3 separate regions of the Homo sapiens genome follow, and regions 1 and 3 are each linked to region 2. A link is a loop called in an ENCODE intact Hi-C map of the cell type or tissue named here. Cell type or tissue: sigmoid colon. All regions are shown on one strand. Links, peaks and the distances in the headings refer to the core of each region. The heading gives the core; the rest is flanking DNA. Region 1 overlaps PIWIL4 (piwi like RNA-mediated gene silencing 4). Region 2 overlaps SRSF8 (serine and arginine rich splicing factor 8). Region 3 holds the start of AMOTL1 (angiomotin like 1).

Region 1 (5,476 bases), core at 1-5,000, 450 kb before region 2:
TTGGTATACTTTGTGCAAATCTGCCATAAGCTCAAGGCTGTGACTGGGGAAAAAGATTGAGCTTAGTTTTCATGTCTAGGAAAAAAAGCAAAACAACTTAATCTGAAACAGTTTTAAAAAATGTGTGTTATTTTGTTTTAAAGAGTTGTATGCTTGGGGTAAATTTTCATTGTCATATGTGGAATTTAAATATACCATCATCTACAAAGAATTCCACAGAGTTAAATATCTTAAGTTAAACACTTAAAATAAGTGTTTGCGTGATATTTTGATGACAGATAAACAGAGTCTAATTCCCACCCCAAATTTTGCTGAGGTTTTCTTAATGTTGTAGAGCATTTTGTAGAGTGGTTTAAATAGTTGAAAATAAAGTTCAGAACATCATGTGTTTATTGTTATTTGAATTTTACGTTGATATTACATGTGAACCTCATAATTGAAGTATTTTCAGCAAAACCTCTTACCCACTAGAGCACATCACCATTAATCTTTGAGTTCTATTTCGGAAACTGAGCTGATCACTTGCTCTCTTGATGGGACTTTATTTCACTTAATAGCAGCTTCTCCCAGTGATGACCTTGCTTCCTATTTACTGATAAAAAGGAAGCTATCAGAAGAGAACTTTTGCAAACCTCTCGTTATCTCTACCTTCACCTAACGGCATCTGTACCCATAGACTCTGCCTGCCCTTCCCTTTATTATGAGTGCAGCATGTCTGTTCCTATAAGGCGCTCCACCTCTGTACTAAATCTCAATCCCTCTGACCTGTGAAGGATGCTGCTCTAGCAGTTCTCCCTTCTCCTTTCTGCATCATCAGTTTTCTCTCTCACTACTGGCTCATTCTCACTGGCATTATAAATATGCTGTTATTTCTCTCATCTTAAAAAGCCATTTCCTCTAGCTTCCACCCCATTGCCTGGCACTTCTTTACAGGAAAAACATCGCAAAAGAAGAGTCTGTGCTTGATGTATCCAATTCTGTATTCCAATCACAATTTCACCACAACCACTACAGCAAACTTGCCTTAGTCAACACCACCAATAACCTCCACTTTGCTAAATCCAATGGTCACCTCTTGGTCCTTGTCTTGCTTGACCCAGTCAATCATTTCCTCCCTCTGAGACATTCTTTATTTGGCCTGTAGAATAACACTCTCCTGATTTCTCTCCTACTGCATATTGATCACTCATGCTGTCTCCTTTTGTGGCTTTTCCTCATCTTCTCAACCTTTTCATGTTGGAATGCCCCAGGAATGAGAATACAGCTACATGCAAAAGATATTTTGATGAGGGATAGATCAGAGTTCAAATTCTGCTTACCACGGGAAGGTCTGTGGAAGTCTGCAACAAAGGGTGGCAGGAGAGTGGCAAGTGCTCTCTGGGGACAAGGGAAGCAGGCCACAGGAGGGATGCCAATGCACAGGTTACATCACTTTGCACTGAAAATATTCTTTTCCTATTTGAGAGTTTTGTCCAGACATAGTAGAAATGCACCCAACAGGGGTCTACCAATAATAGGATAACCATTTTGTGAAGCATGAGGGTGGAGGGGACTTAATAAGTTTCAGGGCCAGTGCCATGCCTACATATACACATTTAATCTCCACAAGAACTGTATAAATTAGGTTATAATGACCATTTCAGATGGTAAAGCTGGGGATTAAAGATACCACGTGACTCACTGAAGTTTATGAGATTAATAAATTGTGGAGCTAGAATTTGTCCTCAGGTTTGTTTGCAAAACCTGTAAGATGAACCAAAAGAGTCTACACCCTTGATAAAAGATACTCTAAGATTTAAAAAATTTCTCCCAGAGCACTAATGTGAGGTAGTGCCTTATGGGATTTAAAGATGGCATTATATGGCGGGCACCTGTAGTCCCAGCTACTCGGGAGGCTGAGGCAGGAGAATGGCGTGAACCCGGGAGGCAGAGCTTGCAGTGAGCCGAGATTGCACCACTGCACTCTAGCCTGGGACGACAGAGCAAAACTCTGTCTCAGAAAAAAAAAAAAAAAAAAAAAAGATGGCATTATATAGCAAGTCTTTGGAGACAAGGCACTGATCCAATTCAAGGTGGTGGGTTTTGTTTTTGTTTATCTTGTTGTTTTCTTCCTTCAAAGTAGAACGGTGATATAAATCCCCACTACCTAACCAGCCAGCTTGTATAAATCCACACGAAACATTTTGATTAGGCAATACAACCTTCTGCAGAGCGCCCACCCACCCTTTTAAGTACTGCCCCAGGAAATGACTTCTTACCCCTTTAACCCACCAGAGGGCACACAAGGACTGCTGTGTGAATAGAGTCCTTCATCATGGCAGTGTCATAGGCTTCAACAAACAATTTCAGGTAAACTCCTAGAGGGCAACATGGGACTAAGAAATCTTCATATGAGCTCTGGTTCCAGCACGTTTGGTTGTCAGATGTGATAACTTCACTTTCTGGGACTCAGTTACCCAATCTGTAATATGAGAGGGCTTGGACAAGACCAGTGGTGCCTAATCTTGAGAAGATTAGAAGTTCCCATGTTTAAAAGCTTTAGAACAAAAAAATAGAGATGCCTGGGTCTACCTCTCAAAATAGTGATTTAAATGGTCTGAGATGGGGCCTGATCATCCGAATATTTTAAAAGTTCTCGAAATGGTTCTGATGTTCAGCCAGGGCTGAGGAATACTGGTTTAGATAATATATGAGACCTATTTCAGCTTCACGTTATGTGATTGCCACCTCTCACATGCATTAATTAGTTTTCCTTAGGCTACCAAGGACAAAGAGGAAAGGGAGCCTGTGCCAGGCTTCAGAGCAGCACTGGATTTGAATCCTAGAACCACCACTTATAGTCGTGTGACATTGGGCAAGTTACTTAACCTCTCTGAGCCTCAGTGTATCTACTTGTAAAAATGTCTAACAATGTCTGCATTGTAGAGTTATTGTAAGGATTAGAAATGTCAAATCTGAAGTATCTGGCCTTAATAAAGGGTATCATCTTATTAGACCTGAGGAGAGGAAATGAATCAAATGGCACAATTTAGTTAACAAATAGTTATGGGTTTCTATTATGTGCCAGGCACTGTACTAGATTCTGAATTCTACAATTCTACTTAAGGGAAAGCTTAATATTGTCTCTAGAAATAAACAATCTACCAGTTCCTATTTTATAGAAAGGATTTTGTAGTTTTTCTTTTATTTTGAGAACTGAGGGAGAGACTCTGGAAGAAAGTATACTTTAAATACATTTCTGTGGCCACCATGGAGTGGCCCATCAGATTATCCTTTAAAAGAACCTTCTGCAAGGAGCATAGTTGGCTGACAGCCTCTAAATGCTACAGCTTCAGGATCCACCACAGGGGTGATGAGACCATACCCTCCCCAGACTGATTCTAGCCCATTACTGAGCACAGGAGAGGTAATAGATCTGGGTTGTTTCTGCCCAACATGGGACTCCACTATTAGTCTCTGATAGGTAATATGCTGTGTTTAGCTCTGTGTCCCCACCCAAAGCTTATGTTGAATTGTAATCCCCATGTGTTGGAGGAGTGGCCTGGTGAGAGGTGATTAAACCGTGAGGGTGGATTGCCCCCTTGCTGTTTTCATGATAGTGAGTGAGTTCTTACCATATCTCGTTGTTTGAAAATGTGTAGCACTTCCCCCTTCTCTCTCTCTCTCTCTCCTGCTGCCATGTGAAGATGTCCTTGCTCCCTTTTTGGCCTTCTGCCATGATTGTAAGTTTTTTGAGGCCTCCCCAGCCATGCCTCCTGCACAGCCTGTGGAACTGTGAGTCAATTAAATCTCTTTTCTTTTTCTTCATAAATTACCCAGTCTCAGGTAGTTCTTTACAGCAGTGTGAGAATAGACTTAACACAGTAGGGGAACCCACTTTGTCTTGACCAAGGTTTTCTAAGAACTGCACTAAAGTTTTGAGCTTTTTCTACTGATCCTCTTTCCTTCCCACTCCGTTTCATGTATTTCAGATTAGCACTGAGGTCTTAAGGCCCTCCCTAGTCACTCCTACTTCCTCTCACCAGTATTCTTCACAGGTGTTTCTCCCAGTAAATCTTCTGAATGCTTAATTCTGTCTTGGTGTGTGCTTCTTAAGGGACCCAAACTGACACAACTTTCTTCCCTATTAAATGACTCTTTACCTTTTAATAAAAATAAGTCTATTTTTAATCTTAAGCACTTTGTCAACCACAACATAAAACATTTTTAAAAACCTTTTACCTAGAGATATCATAACTTTTTAAATACTAGGTGTATTAGTCCGTTTTCACACTGCTGATAAAGACATACCTGAGACTGGGCAATTTATAGAAAAGAGGTTTAATTGGACTTACAGTTCCACGTGGCTGGGGAAGCCTCACAATCATGGTGGAAGGCAAGGAGAAGCATGTCACCTTACATGGATGGCAGCAGGCAAAGAGAGAGCTTGTGCAGGGGAACCCCTCTTTTTAAAACCATCAGATCTCATGAGACTTTTTCACTGTCACAAGAACAGCATGGGAAAGACTTGCTCCCATGATTCAATTACCTTCTATTGGGTACCTCCCACAACATGTGGGAATTCAAGATAAGATTTGGGTGGGAACACAGCCAAACCATATCATTCCGCCCCTGGCCCCTCCCAAATTTGATATCTTCACATTTCAAAACCAATCGTGCCCTCCCAACAGTTCCCCAAAGTCTCAACTCAATTCAGCATTAACTCAAAAGTCCTCAGTCCAAAGTGTCATACAAGACAAGGCAAGTCCCTTCCGCCTATGAGCCAGTAAAATCAAAGGCAAGTTAGTTACTTCCTAGATACAATGGGGATACAGGCATTGGATAAATACAGCCTTTCCAAATGGGAGAAATTGGCCAAAACAAAGGGGCTACAGGCCCCATGCCAGTCCAGAAATCCAGTGGGGCAGTCAGATCTTAAAGCTCCAAAATGATCTCCTTTGACTCCATGTCTCACATCCAGGTCATGTTGATGCAAGAGGTAGGTTCCCACAGTCTTCAGCAGCTCCACCCCTGTGGCTTTGCAGGGTAAAGCCCCCCTCCTGTTGCTTGCACAGGCTGGCATTGTATGCAGCTTTTCCAGGTGCACAGTGCAAGCTGTGGTGGATCTACAATTCTAGGGTCTGGAGGATAGGATAGTGGTCCTCTTCTCACAGCTCCACTAGGCAGTGCCCCAGTAGGGACTCTGTGTCGGGGCTCCAATCCCACATTTTCCTTCTGCACTGCCCTAGCAGAGGTTCTCTGAGAGCCTTAGCCCTGCATACAACTTCTGCCTGGGCATCCAGGCATTTCAATACAACTTCTGAAATCTAGGCAGAGGTTCCCAAACCTCAATTTTTGACTTCTATGCACTCACAGGCTCAATACCACGTGAAAGCTGCCAAGGCTTGAGGCTTGCACTCCCTGAAGCCATGGCCTGAGCTCTACGTTGGCTCCTTTCAGCCACAGCTGGAGTGACTGGGACACAGGGCACCAAGTC
Region 2 (5,518 bases), core at 295-5,294:
GAGTATTTGGCCTGAAATTGGGAACTCGGAAGTTGCTGCTCCAGGGCGCTCCCTGCGGAGCTCCGCCGCCCGCCTCTCCGCCCGGCCTTTCCCGGCGTCCCCACGCGGGGCGCAACCGCGAGAAAGAAACGCAGGTCGCACCGTCAGCGCCCAGAGCAGCGCCAGTTTCCGGGCCCGGGCTGCTCTCGGAGCCATGAGCTGCGGCCGCCCCCCTCCCGACGTGGACGGCATGATCACCCTCAAGGTGGACAACCTGACCTACCGCACCTCTCCCGACAGCTTGAGGCGCGTGTTCGAGAAGTACGGGCGCGTGGGCGACGTGTACATCCCGCGGGAGCCCCACACCAAGGCGCCCCGGGGCTTCGCTTTCGTCCGCTTTCACGACCGGCGCGACGCCCAAGACGCCGAGGCCGCCATGGACGGGGCGGAGCTGGACGGACGCGAGCTGCGGGTGCAGGTGGCGCGCTATGGCCGCCGGGACCTGCCCCGCAGCCGCCAGGGAGAGCCACGCGGCAGGTCCAGAGGCGGCGGCTACGGACGGCGGAGCCGCAGCTACGGGCGGCGGAGCCGCAGCCCCAGGCGGCGACACCGCAGCCGATCCCGGGGTCCCAGCTGCTCCAGGTCCCGCAGCCGATCTCGCTATAGGGGTTCTCGCTATAGCCGGTCTCCCTACAGCCGATCTCCTTACAGCCGGTCGCGCTACAGCCGCTCTCCCTACAGCAGATCTCGCTACAGGGAATCTCGCTACGGCGGATCTCACTACAGCTCATCTGGTTACAGTAACTCTCGCTACAGCCGATATCACAGCAGCCGGTCTCACTCGAAGTCTGGGTCCTCCACTAGCTCTCGCTCTGCATCAACCTCCAAATCGAGCTCTGCGCGACGATCCAAGTCCTCCTCGGTCTCCAGGTCTCGCTCGCGGTCCAGGTCTTCATCTATGACCAGGAGTCCTCCCCGGGTATCCAAGAGGAAATCCAAGTCAAGGTCGCGATCCAAGAGGCCCCCCAAGTCTCCTGAAGAGGAAGGACAGATGTCCTCTTAAGAAAATGATGCATCAGGAAGCAACGTGATGGAGGACTTGGGGGAAAAGGATCACATACTCAGTCTATGGAAGCAACGTCCCTGGAAGAAGAGGCTGCCTATTGAAAAGGTTGTGTCACACTTTTCTACCTTTTTGCCAGTTTGAAGCTTTGCATCAGGTGGCAAAATTCATTCTATGTGCCGTTTTGTTGTTATTCACATTTTATTGTAACTTAGGAGGTGAACGACCTAAGATTACGTTATTGGGTTTGGATATTTGAGGCAAAAATTTATTTTTATTTCTATAGTGATGACTGTTTTGGTTTGAAATGAACAGATTGGTAACCTAATTTGTGGCCTCCTGACTTTTAAGGAAACGTGTGCAGCCATTACACACAGCCTAACGCTGTCAAGACATGCTTCAACATTGCCTTCATTCCTTAAAAACCTACAAAAGGTGGTGTAAATTAATATGGATAATTTTATTTACCTCCAGGTCTAAAAGGTAGTGTGACCCAAATTTGTATAAAGATTTTTCATGTGAAAGGACTGGGGTTTTAGCAAACACAGGTCTAATCTCTTTTGTGTTTTTGTGCACCAGGCCCGGCTGCGTAGCAGTTGAGTGATGCTGGTTAGCTATTAAGGTGGCCTGTTGCAGTGCAGAGTGCTGAGCTGCTTCCTGTTTTCTTCTGATTGCTCCTGGGGAAAACACGCCTTGTCCTGAAGAACAAATGGCTGTCCAGTTTATTAAAATGCCTGTCAACTGCACTTCCAGTCACCCAGGCCTTGCAGATAAATAATGGAGCATGCAGTGAGCACATCTAGCTGACGATAATCACACCTTTTCCCCCGTCTTTTCTGAAAAATTGTAAATCTGATCATATCAACATGTATGAACTTAAAATATGGAGAATGTTATGGAAGAAATAGTTTATAAGTTTGTTAAGTACTTATAACATGGTTTATCTTTTTGATTATTAATTTTTTACGCTAACCATTGTTTCTGTAGTTAAAATTGTTTTCTTGGTGTTATCTTTTCTCAGAATAAAATTAGAAACTTTTGATGGAAAGTAGGTTGTTTTATTTTCTGTATGACTTTTGGATATTTGTACTTTTGAGAAAATTATTAGCACCAAGTGTTTCTCAAAATATAATTTTTAAAAAATCCTTAATAGGCTTTTAGCTATGTGCTTTATTGTTTTATCACAATGCAGTTTATTTGTAGTTTCTCTCTTTTTTCCTCACACCTATGGTTTTTTTACTTCCAAAATTATTTTCAAATAATCCATTTTTGGCTTTCATCATTATCCCTACTAGATGTTATGTGTTCTTTTGCAATTGTTTCTGCTTATACCTTTACTAGCAAAGGGAAAAATAACAATTTGGTGTCAATGATCTGGTGACAATAGGATTACATTGGAGCCAATTGAATAAATTTATTCTTTCAATCATATGGATCTTCATTAATATTTTTGACTGAATTATCAATTAAAAATATTTCATTCCCTTTGTGCAGAAACTGCTAAATCCAGGGTTCGATTCTTGAATGAACTGGCAAGGTGGCTGTGGTCTGTAGATATACATCCCACATTTTGTTGTTATAACAGTTAGTAGTTAGTATTGCTTTCATATATAGACTCCAGAATCTAAATTTTACGATAATGACATTTCTTCTGGTCATGACAAATGTAATATTTTACAAATATAAATCTACGTAGAATCCAAAGACACACACAGAGCAGTCCTGTCTGAGAAATAAAAAATCAGGACACCCATGGCATCGTAGTAGCCCCTCGCGTCCAGCAGGTGGCGAAGGGAGGTGAGGTATATTTATTAAATGGGACCGAGTGGGACGGGGACGGGGCAGCCCTAAGGGTAGGGAAGCATTGTCAATTTCTGGGGATAGAATGAGACCCAGGCATAGCTGGAGTTTGAAGCTTTGAAGCAAAAATATCTGTAGAACATCTTAAACGTGACCAAAATATGATGTTAAAATCAGCAACTCTTTATACGTTAAAAACTTTGAAACCTGTGGCCGGGCATGGTGGCTCGCGCCTGTAATCCCAGCACTTTGGGAGGCCAAGGCAGGTGGATCACCTGAGGTCAGGAGCTCAAGACCAGCCTGACCAACATGGTGAAACCCCGTCTCTACTAAAAATACAAAAATTAGCTGGGCATGGTGGCGCATGCCTATAATCCCAGCTACTCGGAGGCTGAGGCAGGATAATCGCTTGAAACCGGGAGACAGAGGTTGTGGTGAGCCGAGATCACGCCATTGCACTCCAGCCGGGGCAACAAGAGCAAAACTTCATCTCAAAAAAAAAAAAAAAAGAAAAAGGAAAAAAACAAACAAACAACAACTTTGAAACCTAGGAACAATTTTGGACCTGTTGGAGCAGAAATGTGTAGTTGTCATTGAAGGTGTGAACATACCCTACCTCTACTCTACATGTGGAAGACCTGACCCACAGAGGACATGAACCCATGAAGAAGAGTGATGTGACATGTTTTGCATTTTATTAGTACCATGATCTAACCAACTGAGCTAACTGGCCACACCATTTTATCCTTTATAATGATCACTATGAGGGCTGAGTGCAGAATGGAGTGTATGTGGTCAAGAGTGGAAGCTGTGAGGCTATTGCAGTAATCCAGAAAGAAAGGTGACAATGGCTTAGACTTCAGTGGTAGTGTTGGAAATGGACATAAATAGACATATTCAGGAAATATATTGATCTTAGATCTAATAAGACACGTAATAGATTAGAAGTAGGGAAATTAATGAAAAAGCAGAATTAAGGATGACTTCTCACTGGCTTGAAATGCTAAATGGATGACGGTGCTGTTTAGTGAGTTGGGGAAGACTGGGCGTGGTGATGGGTGTAGAAATTGAGAAAGGAAAATCAAGAATTTCCAGAACTTTCAGAGCAATGTTAAATACTTTCCTTGATAGTGGGTCAGTCATCATTTATAAGTGCATTTCTAAAAATATTGCTTAATTTTGTTTTTGAGCTTTGTATAAGTGGAATTTTGTGTGTACTGATTATTTTGCTCAATACTATGTCTTTAAGATTCTCTGTATTGTTGCATGTGGCTGAGTTTATTTTTGATGCTGTGTAGTGTTTTACTAATTAATAAATCATAATTCAGTTTTTACTGTTCTATTGATGGACATCTGGGTTGTTTCCTATTTTAGTTATTCTGAATAAGGAAGCAATGAATATTTTTATACATAAAACCTGATGTACACGTGTATATATATTTCAGGTATCAATCCCAAAAGTGCATTTTCTGGGTTATAGATCAAGTACATATTCAATTTTGTTAGATAATTTTCAACTATTTTCCAAAGTAGTTCTACCAATATATACTATTATCATCAATTGATGAGAATTCTACTTGCTCCACATCCTCATTAACACTTGTTAACGTCAGACCTTTTAATATTTGCAAATCTGATGGGTATATAGTGGTATTTCATTTGGTTTTAATTTTCTTTACCCTGATTACCAAAAGGTTGTAGCTTTTTATTTGTTTGTTTTTTAGCCACTTGGATATCCTCCTTTGTGAAGTGCCTTTTCAATAATTTGTCCACCTTCCTATTGGGTCACCTGTCTTTTCTTAACAATTTAAAGGTATTTTCTATGTATCTGGATCTTATTTGTCTTTATGCCCTATAAATATATTTTCCCATTCTGTGGCTTGTTTTTTAATTCACTTTATGATGTCTTTTGATGAGTTATTTTTACACTAATGTAGCTAAATTCTTCAAACATTTTGTGGTTAGTGTTTTATATGTCTTGTTTTCTAATTTGAAGCAGTAAAGATAGTTTCATATATTATTTCCTATACTCAGTATAGTATTGTCTTTCAGCATTTAGTACTTTAACACAACTGAAATTGATTTTTGTGCATGTGGTGAGGTAAAAATCTAACATAATTTTTTTCCTACTTGGATATCAATTTTTAAAGCACTATTTATTGAAAACTCCTTTCCTATCCAATCTGCCACCTCTACCATATATTAGTATCCATACTGGGTAAGTTTACTTCTGGATTCACTATTTATTTCTATTGAGATATATACATATACATATACATACTGTGTATGTGTATATATACATGTATACACATACATATACATATATAAAGATGTAGATATATATAGAAGATATAAAAGATATATAGTCTGTAATATATAACATATATATAATTTTATGTAAATAGAATATATATAAAGTCTAAAATATATTTTATTTATATTTCATATATATTATGTATACTTATATATAATATATAAATATATAATGTAATTATGTATTATATATATAGAGAGAGAGACAGGCAGAGACAGAGACAGAGAGAGACAGAATCTTGCTCTGTTGCCCAGGCTGGAGTGCAGTGGTGTGATCTTGGCTAACTGCAGCCTCGACTTTTTGGGCCCAAGTCATCATCTCACTTCAGCCTCCCAAGTAGCTGGGACTACAGGCACACACCA
Region 3 (5,518 bases), core at 469-5,468, 300 kb before region 2:
TCTCTCCTTTTCTCTACACCTCTGTCCTCCACTTCTCACCCAGTCCCTTGTTCCTTGTTTCCTCTTGCCCAGAGGATAGTAAGTCACTCAGCATCTTTCTCAAACCGTTTCCTCTTCTCAACTGTGCTTCATCTGTCATTGGTCTAATGATCCATTCTTCTAAGACTGCAAGATCTATTCTTCCTATGACTGGGCTCAAAGCCTAGGTTAACTTGATTACTTTGTCCTTTTCCCCAGGATAAACAACGAGTCAATGAGAAGAATAAAATCTTGCTTCAAAGATTTGATACCTTTCTTTATGACATCTGGTATCTCCAAAGATATGGTATCTCTCATTTCCTTTTTATCACCTCTGTCAACCTCACCTATCATTGCTTCCTGCAACTATCCTAGATAGTCTCTTGAAATAATAATAGCAAATGTATATTGAATACTACATGCATTGTGCTGAGTATTTTACATTTGTTATTTTATTCAGTCTTCACAACCACTCTGTGAGATGCTATTTTCTTCATCTTGCCAAAAAGGATACTGAGGTTTAGAGAAGTTAGGCAACTTGCTCAGCGTCACACAGATACTGAATGGTGGAGCTGCAACTCAGCTCATGCCTGTTTTGTTCTAAACTTGATGGTTGTAACTTGGAAATTTTGCTGCTTCCTAGACTATAGGATGGTATCTAGGAGTGGGCAATTAGTAAAGATTAGTTTCCTTTCTTCTTTTTCTATCCATCACTTCTTCCCCAATTTGTATTAAATTCGCGCAAATGTTAGGTGAATCAGTGGTCCCTTCACTGTCCATAAGATAACCACTTCAGCTCCTAATTTGCGATTCAGGGTTCACAATGTGTAATACAAGGCACATTGAGGCAGAGGTTGTTTCTATACCTGGCTTTGCTACTAAACTTGTTCTGTAACATTGGACAAGTCATTCAACAGCTATGCCTGAGCTTCTTCATCCGGCAAGTGAAAGGTTTAGTTGACACTTTCTTAGATTCTTTCCAGGCCTACATTTTTGTGACGTTGTTATTCTGCCTTCCCTTGTTTTCTCCTCGTTTCTGGTAAAAACGCTTTCCTCTATGCCTTCTTCCCAAGCACCCAGACCTTGTCATCTCCCTCTTGGCTTTTGCCTCTGCTTGCCCAGTGCTGCCTTTTCCTCTTTCTGCTGTGTCTGAACTCCACCACCCTCCCAGGCTTTTCCTTCTGTGTAGTCAGTGCCTCTCTCCGCCCTTCCCAGGCATCTGCAGTACTTGGATCTCCTGCTTTGTTGCTTGCCTGTTTTCTGTTCACACATCTTGTCTTCTTAGACAGATAACAGATCCTTGAAGGGCTGGTCAGCTGCTCTAAGTTTCTTTTGTGTGCTAAGTTTCTTTTGTGTGTACCAGGGTAGATGACTTTAAATGGAGTAGGCATTTCATAAATAATTGTTAAATGATTACATTTGGGCTTTATCTTGAGAGCAGAGTTTACTCAGTAGGAGGGCCCATCAGGGGAATCAGAATCAGGACATGCAACCCACCAGAACTGATGAGAGGTAAAACTGCTGGCAGTCTAGTTAGGGAACTGCCACAATCCAGGGAGGAGTCCCTGAAGGCCGGACCTAGATAGCAGGTAAACAGAGGCAGGGAGCACCAGATAAGAGAGGCTTGGTGTGCGCTAACTCTCCCACTAACATCCTGGGCAGCAACTGTACAGTTACCTAGCTTTCTCTTCTCCAAGCAGTAGAGCTGCCCGGAAAAAGCCAGGCAGAAGTGCTATGGGGCAGGCTCGGGCACCCCAGATTAGGGCTCCAGAGAGCCGCCAGTATAAACCAATATAATGAGGTGGATGAGTAGTTCTCAGCACAGCCTGATTTTAAGAGGTGGGGCAACATTTTCCCAGAGTCGCTTACTTTCTTTACCTCTACTCAGGCAGATAACAGCCTGGGGATTTATGGCCAGAGGATGTACGGTTCTGCGAACACATTTAATATCCGAGGCTGTCAGGTCTGTTTTGGCCCTTCTGTTTGTCAACGGAGCACATAGTAGCAGCTTATCGCCCAATCTCAAGTGCGTGATGGAAGCACTGGGGCCTGGGGAATGCTGAGAAAAGTGTGGCCACTTTCTACCTGGAAATTCCACTTAAGAAGAAAAAAAACCAACCTAAGCAAATCTAGACTTTTGGGCAGATCCGGAAACAGAATTTTGGCCGGCATTGGGCTGGTGGGGAAGGAAGACAAAGTGGAGGGAGAACTGGTGAGTCTGAAATTAATCAAAACCCGGCAGGGGACAAAGGAAGGGATGCTGTCGCCCTCCTAAGTCTCAGGGAGACACGTCAGCTTGAGCTCTGGGCAATTTCAGCCTGGCAGTCTCGCGGCCCGGGGAGGGGCGGCGGGTGTCTGCAGACGGGCTCTAGGGCCCAGCGGCCGGGCGCCACGGCGGGGGTGGAGTGTAGGGTTCTAGTGACGAGCCCGGGCGACCCTCCCCGGCCCGCGCGCGGGGAGCGGGGAGCGCGGACGGCGGCGGGAGCGCGCGAGAAGCTCTAGGACCCAGCAGCGGTTGTCGGGTTTGGGGCTGGAGGTGAAGCCCTGTGTGAATGGGGTTGATTGTCCGGCGCCACTTCCCCGCGCTGCCCGGCAGCCGTCTTCCCCAGCCGAGGGACTGAACTAGCCATGATCGCCTCATGTGGAGGGCAAAGTTGCGCCGGGGAACTTGTGAGCCTGCGGTGAAAGGTAACCAGCCCCCACTCGAGGTGCCGGGAGGGCGTCTCCGAGTCTCCCACGCGAAGAACCCAGTCGCCCCGGGCTCCCCGGGCCCCTGCTGCTCACGGAAGGGGGCAGCTTCTGGGGGCCCGGGGCTGAGATCCCAGATTGTTGTTTTTAAGCGGGTTCCCTTGCCCCGCTCCAGGTCCAGTTGCCTGCGGGCCGGGCCTCAGCGTCTTGCCGCCCCGCGACCCACGTTGACTGAAGTTGTGGCCCCGGGGTTTGGGCCCCGGGGTGCTGCGCGCCCGACGCGGGGCTGGCCTTTCCTGAGGGGCGCAGCCATATGGCCAGACACTCCGAGGCGCGCCCGCGCCCGCGCGCGGGTCTCGCGGCGAGGGAGGGGACGGAAGGGGGTGTCCGGTGCAGCTTTCCCCGGCGCGAGACAAAGGCGCGCGCACCGGCCCGCCCGACGGGCTCTGGCGCTGTGGACTGGACCCTTTCTGCCCGCCGGCCAGACCCGGCTCTGGCGGGTGGGGGCGACGAAAGGGTCGCACCCCAGCCCCAGACGCTCGGATCGCGTTAGCTGCTGCTCCTTCTTTGTTCTCTCCCCAGACAAGTTTCTTTGACAAACTGGAGAGTTACATCCAGCTCCCGCTTGCCTGTTAGGGCTGCCTTTACAATAATCTGCTTTCGCGGGGAGAAAATTTAAACTTTCCAAATGGAACTGTTTTTTCTTGGAATGTGACATTTGTGGCAGGAGGGAGAGTGGTACGTTGGCCGATGACAGCCGAGCGGAACGGTGGCCTAGTGCCGGGACAGGGACCGAGCGTGCCCCATAGGCGGCCGGGCTGGAGGACGCGGCGGCAGAGCAGACGAGCCCTGGCGCGCACCTCTAGGGCCTCCGCTACCTGGACTGCGCTCGCGGCGACGTGTCCAAGTTTCCCCCCTCAGAGCCCCAGGCCGAGAATCCCGGGTATCTGCGCAAAGCTCCCGCGCCTCGCCCACCCTACTCTTCCTATCTTTACTGATGACTAGGAAGACTTTCCTTTTCCATTTTTGTTCGAAGATTTTTGCCTTTTTGGCTTCGGTGTTGGTTTCCTGTCTCCGCGTGGCAAATACCTTTTGGCCGGGCTAGCGTGTGGATCACCTGGACTGGGGTTTCAGAGGTGGGCCCTGAGCGTGCGGCCTCCTGAGACGATGCGGTTTGGACCCAACATTTTGTCCCCATGGTCCCTCAGCTCCCTTTCTCTGTGAGGCCTTGGTTTCCCATTTTCTTCTCCTGAGGCATGTTATGAGAACTGAGTTTTTGTACTGCTTATAGAAGGCCTTGGTGGTGGTGGGGTACGTGGTCTCGAGAGCCAGTTGTGATACCTCGAAGATGCTTTCGGCTAACCAAAGCAGTAACGTGCTAACCTGCTCACCATAAACGAATTAAACCAGAATAGAGGGCTATTAATAGCTACAGTTCCAGAAAATTTCCTTCCTTTTCGGGAAGCAAAAAGTCAAGGCTTGAAATATTAAACAATCATGGCTCCCTGCTTCCAAAACTGGCCTATGGGTCACTGCCAAACTGGCTAAGATTTCCCCTGGCTGCATACCACTCCTGGGCCCGGGCAGCTGTGGAAGTCAGACCCAGGTTAACGATTAAGGAGCTCTCTAGATTGCAAGGTCTTAAAGAATCTAGAGCAACTGACATTTACTTCCTAGTAAGGTGCTCTGAGCCTTATAGTGTGTATCTACTTTGAAGGCTCTTTATGAGAATAATGTGGGAACAGTAGTTTAATATACTTTGAACTGTTAGTAAAGGGTGGAAAAGCACTGATTTGACTAGAATGAAGGAAAACACCGATTCGACCAGAATGAAAAGGGTAGGACATAGGTAGAAGGCTTTATACAGGCTCTACTTTTCCTTATGATGGTGGTGGGGGTTGGGGGGAGGGATGAGGATGTTTAGTTCTTGGAGTGCACTTTTGTTTTTCTGTGATGCATTTTTCAAGATAAATAAGGAAACCTTTGTAAACCTGCAGGTGGATAGGAGAGAAGGTGCTGTACCTGTAACGCCCCTTTCCCTCCCCCTTCTTTTTAAAATGCACAGAAGTCTTGGTCTTTCAGGTTCTTTGCAGATGATGGAGGATGTAGCATACTAATTTTCCAAAGGGCATGTGGAGATCAAAGCATTTAAAAATACATCTTTTCACGGAGGCTAATGGAGGATTTTCAGTTTAAATGAGATTTTAAAGTGCTGTCGTTAAGAAAAACACATGAATGCAGAAATGTGAGTGATTTTATGGGAAAGCACTCCGCTGATCAGACTTGAGAGTGTCTGCCCTGGGCCAGTTAGTCTAGAGGCTGTTGTGGGTAGAGCTCAGCTTTTCTGATGTCTACCCCTAAGGAAAAGTGTGGACCCAGGGCCTAGGGAAAAGATGGCTGAACTAATTGAAATGAGCAGTCTGGCTGGTGAGAGTTCTGTTGAAAGGTATAGCCTCTAGGTATCAGTGCTGCATTTCTTCATAGTAATTTGTGAAAATGCTTTGAAAATGATAAAACAAAGACTTTTGAAAAAAATAATTAATGACATGAAATGGGAATTGCTAGTGAAAATTGTAAAAGTTTGATTTTTCAGGCCAATAAATTAAAAAGAAGTAACTTTATAGGACCTGCTAATATTTCTGATATATAAAATTCCCCCAAAGTAACCTTTTCTATTTTCTTTTCTTTTTGGCGGGGTTGGGGGGGGGGTGCGGTGTGTGGCTATCTGCATTTTAAATGCATAAGGAAGCTCAGGTCAGAAAATTCTGCAGTGTTTTGAATAATTTTTCTCCTATTTTTCATTAATTTTGGC

Evidence for each region. Hi-C counts contacts between places; a loop is a spot of excess contacts. Peaks named below come from ENCODE experiments on the same cell type or tissue, not always from the same donor. Only the 100,000 strongest peaks of a DNase experiment are listed, where the experiment ranks them.
Region 1: a loop joins it to region 2, with 3 times the contacts of the local background. A loop is called at or near these places in 22 of 110 quality-filtered maps.
Region 3: it touches region 2 in a loop (4-fold over the local background); 6 of 110 quality-filtered maps call a loop at or near these places.

Annotation. Positions count from the first base shown.
Region 1 is chr11:94,621,038-94,626,513 of GRCh38, forward strand. PIWIL4 (piwi like RNA-mediated gene silencing 4) reads left to right here. Exons shown (of 20, transcript NM_152431.3): 20 at 1-384. All of the region lies in intron 4 of PIWIL4-AS1 (PIWIL4 antisense RNA 1), which reads right to left. Among named protein-coding and RNA genes, the nearest start is that of LINC02700, 14 kb to the right of the region's middle. In sigmoid colon, for the core only: a CTCF peak has its summit at 2,278 (motif pointing right); a DNase peak (open chromatin) is centred at 2,270.
Region 2 is chr11:95,067,034-95,072,551 of GRCh38, forward strand. It overlaps SRSF8 (serine and arginine rich splicing factor 8), which reads left to right. Exons shown (of 1, transcript NM_032102.4): 1 at 1-4,192. The coding sequence starts at 194. The coding sequence ends at 1,042. Among named protein-coding and RNA genes, the nearest start is that of SRSF8, 2.9 kb to the left of the region's middle. RefSeq lists enhancers at 1-467, 192-381, 962-1,071, 1,379-1,558, 1,569-1,628 and a silencer at 2,801-2,860. In sigmoid colon, for the core only: CTCF peaks have their summits at 2,810 (motif pointing right) and 3,009; DNase peaks (open chromatin) are centred at 778, 1,688 and 2,848; H3K4me3 peaks cover 2,717 bases; H3K27ac peaks cover 1,619 bases.
Region 3 is chr11:94,765,855-94,771,372 of GRCh38, forward strand. AMOTL1 (angiomotin like 1) reads left to right here and starts at 2,502. Exons shown (of 13, transcript NM_130847.3): 1 at 2,502-2,706. The coding sequence starts at 2,658. In sigmoid colon, for the core only: no CTCF peak of the experiment used is centred there; DNase peaks (open chromatin) are centred at 1,217, 2,407, 3,117 and 3,557; H3K4me3 peaks cover 4,300 bases; H3K27ac peaks cover 2,397 bases.